Linked DNA regions of Homo sapiens: region 1 is linked to region 2. Evidence: chromatin loops called from intact Hi-C (ENCODE). Cell type or tissue: ascending aorta. All regions are shown on one strand. Region 1 overlaps RFFL (ring finger and FYVE like domain containing E3 ubiquitin protein ligase). Region 2 has its middle 2.6 kb from the start of CCL2.

Region 1 (2,500 bases), 770 kb after region 2:
AGGTGGAACCATGCTGGAGTGAGGCTGGGTCAGGAAGGCCTGCTGCTCAGGAAAGTCTGGGGACAAGGTGGAGGCACGAGTCCTGTCCTCCTGGGAGATTACAGGCTGCTGGCCAAGGACCAAGAGCACCAGCTCTTCTTTCTCCCGGCACATTTCGGTAGAGATGTCATGGAGGCTGAGATAGTCCCTCAAGTCCTTCACCTTCATCTTCATGAGCTCCTCTCGCTGAAAGGCTGTAGCTCGAAACCGTTGGCAGAGAAGGCAGAGGCGGGGCCCATTCCCTACTTGGCTCGAACAGGTCATGCAAAAATTTTTCTTACAGTCCAAGCAGGTCTGCTGCTTAGAGCAAAAGACACAGGAAACCATGTCAGATTGAGAGAACAAGACAGAGAGTGCGATGGGAGCTTCAGAGCTGCCAAGCCCAGCAGGATCTCCTCCAGTCACTCTTACTTTTACTAAGCTCTCTCATATATCTAAGGGTGCAAGCCACTTTCAGATTTTAGATTAAAAGCCACTCGGGTGGAAGACCTCCACTATGTATTGTGTATATCCATGTACAGGACACTTCACATTTATTATTTAATTTGAGGCTTACTTTATTTACTCCTGAAGCACCTGAGGTATTAATTAAGACTACCAGCATAAGAATCAAAAAGCTCTGCATTTTTATTAAGCCTCCCTCCCTTATTTCTTGCAGTATCACCTTGGGTGTGTAATTTAGCCTCTCTGGTGCTCAGTTTCCACATCTGTAAAATGGGGGTGATAACAGTATCTACCTCATGGGGTTGTTGTGAAGATTAAGAGAGAACCCATTTAGCATATCTAACACAAAATGAGTCCTCAACAAGTGTAAGCTGTTTTATTATAGCTAGGAAATATTACCTAACGGTGACAGCCAGGATTCAAATCCTAAACTGTAATTATTTCTGCATGAAGGTTATGGTGGTGGTGGTTGTTACAATTAATATTAATTTATTGAGGTGCTTCTATATGCTAGCTTGTCATTTAATTCTCAAAGCGACATTGCAAAGTAGGTATTAGTGTTCTTCCCTGATTCACAGACAAAGCAACCGAGGCTTAGGGAGATCAACTGTTGTATTCAAGGTCAGGCAATAAACAGGAGAGCGGGTATTCACACTCAAGGTCTGTTGGAGGCTAATGCCCATGATCACATTCTTTCCACCAGGCCATACTGCATAGCTCAGTTCCATTCAAGTACAGAGCAGTTCTGAGTCAAGGGCCTGGCTTCCATCTCCAAATTCCCCACCCACTGCTCCATCGACACAGGCTCCCCACTCCAGGAAGGCCCACTCAGAGTGCTGGGAACCCAGTGGTGCTTACAAGCATATCCAAGACAAATATTTAGACAGCAACGGGAGGCTGTCTGGACATCAGGGTACTCTCGTTCCTGAAAGCACAGAGTGTCTCAGTTAGGCAACAAGAGCGCCTGATGGGCAAGCTGGTACTGCCTGGCAGCAGCTAGTCTGGCAGTCGCTGACAACACAGGAAGGCTTACTCAGCCCACAGGAAGCAATCCTCGGCCTCTCACCCCACAGGCTGAGTGAGCACAGTGACATCCGGCTGAGCTCTGTTCTGGCCAAGAGCATGTCACATCCCCAACAAGAGAGGTAATTCCTGAGCACACTGGGATTGGCCTGGAGGGCACCCTCATTAATCCTTTAAAGAAGTTAAAAACTTTTCATCCTGTGTTGACTTAAGTAGTAACTTAAATATTTCTGGTCCATCTTTTCGAAATATAGAAAGATATTCAAGCTAAAAAAGAAAGCTCAAGAGACAAGATTCTCATAGTCAAGATCACAGACACTCTGGGCTGAAGTAAATGTCTGCATAGTTAAGATAGTTATATAAGTTTTGTCTAAGTATCATTCACATAGTAAAGGGAAAAGGAAATAATATTTACCACCCAGTTTTGGCTATTAAGACTTAGAAGGCATTGCAAAGGGACATATATCAAGCTCCCTAATTCTCCATACAGTTATAACCAAACAATACTGTTCAGAGATGGACTTAAAAGGATGCATGGCTGCACTAGCATTGTAACGGTTCTGGGACCAGTAGCCATGCAGGCAGAAAATGGATGTTTTCAGGTATTTGGGGTTCATTCACATCTAAAGCTTTTCTATTGGGAAATGAAGTCTGTTTAGGATGACTGAGACTGAAACAAAGAGGCTTCAATGCCATAAACCTGTGGGCCTGACATGGAATATTACTTAAGTCGATGCAGTCTGACAAGACCTAGCTTGACACAATTATAAAGCCTGCGTTGCTCAATCAGCCAGATCCAAACAACTCTCTATTCTTTCTTCAAATGTGTGTGGCTTGCTGGATGCAAGATCAGAATGCAGACAACAACCTAGCTTCTATGCACCCGCTGGCTCACAGGGAACTCTGAAATAAGCTGGCATCTGAAACACACCCTACAGGAACAGGATAGGGCTTGAGGCTAAAACCCCAGTTTGCAGTGGCAGAAGAAAACAAG
Region 2 (2,500 bases):
ATGCTATGCCCATCGCCACCCCTATTCCCATGCTCAGGAGTATTCTTGGCTACTGCATGCAATTAGACCTGGGGCAGATCCAATCCAGAAAGCAAGAAATCTTAGATGCTGGAAGCTTGGGGTAAGTACTGATCAGATTTATTCCTAAATTCAGTCCTACTTTCCATGGATTCTTACTTTAGCATCTCTTCTGAAAAGGAAGCATCATGTCTAATTCACTTCTCCCTCCCTGTGCAGTCCTCTACCTGGTGCTCTGCACAGGGTATGTGCTAATTGTATGAATGTTATAATAAAGAGATAGTGCAGTAGATGACAAAGGGCACTACATTGAGAGCCCAGAAATAAGCAAACCAGCACAAATGTAGCCATTCGTCTTCTATCTCACCTTGAGCCTGTCACTAACCTGTTCATGGCCTCAGTCTCCCCATCAGAGAAACAGGTAGATGGTCTCTAAGGTCTCGTTCATTTTCTGACATTCTGTGAAAAATTAAGGAAAGATTTTCATCCTTGACAGGAAAGGGATTGCAGAGTAGCGGCCCTGGGAAAATGGGCTCTATTCTACCTGGAGCTAGCCTGGAGGAGAGGCCTTGAGTGGGGGTTGTCTAGAAAGGACATGGTGAGTGCAGAGCTACGGTGCATCTCTCTTGAAGGCTGAGTGAAGGGAGCACCAGCAAGGGAGCCTGCACTAGGTGGGGAGGGACAAGTGAACCGCAGAAGTTGGTGGGAGCCCAGGCAGTGGCTTCAGATCTTTCCAGAGAGCTCACTTTTACTTCCTCTTTTTTTCACCCCTGACACTGAGTGGGAGTCTGCAGCGATGACCAAGGTTCATGCAGAGGATCTTAGTGGTGGGGTCAGACCCCGGGAGGAATGAAGAAAGCATTATTCACCAAGAGGAGCTTTTCCATTCTTTATCTATGAGTTGATAGAGAGGAGGCCCCGGGGTAACTGAGGATTCTGGACAGCATCAGAGCATTGACCCTCATTTTCCCCATAGCCCCTCTGGGGGCCTTTCCCTTGTGTGTCCCCAAGCGAGAGTCCAACCCAGGTTTGTGCCAGAGCCTAACCCAGGCTTGTGCCGAGATGTTCCCAGCACAGCCCCATGTGAGAGCTCCCTGGCTCCGGGCCCAGTATCTGGAATGCAGGCTCCAGCCAAATGCATTCTCTTCTACGGGATCTGGGAACTTCCAAAGCTGCCTCCTCAGAGTGGGAATTTCCACTCACTTCTCTCACGCCAGCACTGACCTCCCAGCGGGGGAGGGCATCTTTTCTTGACAGAGCAGAAGTGGGAGGCAGACAGCTATCACTTTCCAGAAGACTTTCTTTTCTGATTCATACCCTTCACCTTCCCTGTGTTTACTGTCTGATATATGCAAAGGCCAAGTCACTTTCCAGAGATGACAACTCCTTCCTGAAGTAGAGACATGCTTCCAACACTCAGAAGCCTATGTGAACACTCAGCCAGCAAAGCTGGGAAGTTTTTCTCTGTGACCATGGGCTAATTGGTCTCCTTCTCTGGATTGTGGCTTTATCAGATAAAAACAAGTGGTCATGCCACAGGATGTCTATAAGCCCATTGATTCTGGGATTCTATGAGTGATGCTGATATGACTAAGCCAGGAGAGACTTATTTAAAGATCTCAGCATCTTTCAGCTTGTTAACCTAGAGAAAACCCGAAGCATGACTGGATTATAAAGGGAAATTGAATGCGGTCCACCAAGTTCATGGTAAAGGATGCACTAACTGATTAGAGAGAGGTTTCCCCTGATATGAGGAAAACTTCTTGGAAGATGAGGTGAGATGGCCTAGGAAGAAATTCCTACACAAAGTTGCACAGTCTCTAGTCCTGGAAACATTTTATTCATTGGATAAGAATGGATTGAGGCATGAGCAGAGGACTGAGACAAACACAGAGAAGTTTCAACACTGGTTGGGGAGAAAAGGAGTAACTAGTGAGATTCAGGCAGAACAAGAATAAGGCTCCTCAAGAGGCACAAGCAAAGCAGGGCTCGAGTTGATTTGTTCTCTCTTCATCCTGCTTTTTGTAATTCCACCAGAGTCTGAAATGGCCACTCCATAGAGTCTCTGCTCTGGGATTCTCCAGGAAACCAATATCCATCATGAGACATCAAGTCTAGTCCCAGGAAGAAGAGATTCTGGAATGGAAACATCCTGGGTGGGAGTCTCAGCACATCTACTATTCTGTCTGAGTTACTGGACAAATAACTTCAGTTTTAACCTAACGAAAGCTGGGTTGGTTGGAGGACTGGGCAGGCAGCGCTGGAAAGTATGTCAGCACCATACCTGACTCCCTGAATGCACTCAACAATGCCATTACTGACCACTTACTAGAAATAAAACAGTCATTTGTTGAATACAACCCGTTTCTTTTTACAAGTGTAGTGAAAAGTGTTTTCTTTCAAGAAACCCCATGCATTTATAGACATTGCCTCAGTGACCCTTTATGAAAGAAGTCACTAGTCTTTGTATGCCCATTGGGCA

The links. Hi-C counts contacts between places; a loop is a spot of excess contacts. Peaks named below come from ENCODE experiments on the same cell type or tissue, not always from the same donor. Only the 100,000 strongest peaks of a DNase experiment are listed, where the experiment ranks them.
Region 1: a loop joins it to region 2, with 5 times the contacts of the local background. A loop is called at or near these places in 1 of 110 quality-filtered maps.

What each region holds. Positions count from the first base shown.
Region 1 is chr17:35,021,446-35,023,945 of GRCh38, forward strand. It overlaps RFFL (ring finger and FYVE like domain containing E3 ubiquitin protein ligase), which reads right to left. Exons shown (of 7, transcript NM_001017368.2): 3 at 1-336. All of the region lies in intron 5 of RAD51L3-RFFL (RAD51L3-RFFL readthrough), which reads right to left. Among named protein-coding and RNA genes, the nearest start is that of RFFL, 41 kb to the right of the region's middle. In ascending aorta, a CTCF peak has its summit at 1,167; a DNase peak (open chromatin) is centred at 1,416; H3K27ac peaks cover 2,500 bases.
Region 2 is chr17:34,251,470-34,253,969 of GRCh38, forward strand. No RefSeq gene overlaps it. Among named protein-coding and RNA genes, the nearest start is that of CCL2, 2.6 kb to the right of the region's middle. RefSeq lists an enhancer at 395-1,594. In ascending aorta, no CTCF peak of the experiment used is centred here; DNase peaks (open chromatin) are centred at 768 and 1,142; H3K4me3 peaks cover 1,325 bases; H3K27ac peaks cover 2,500 bases.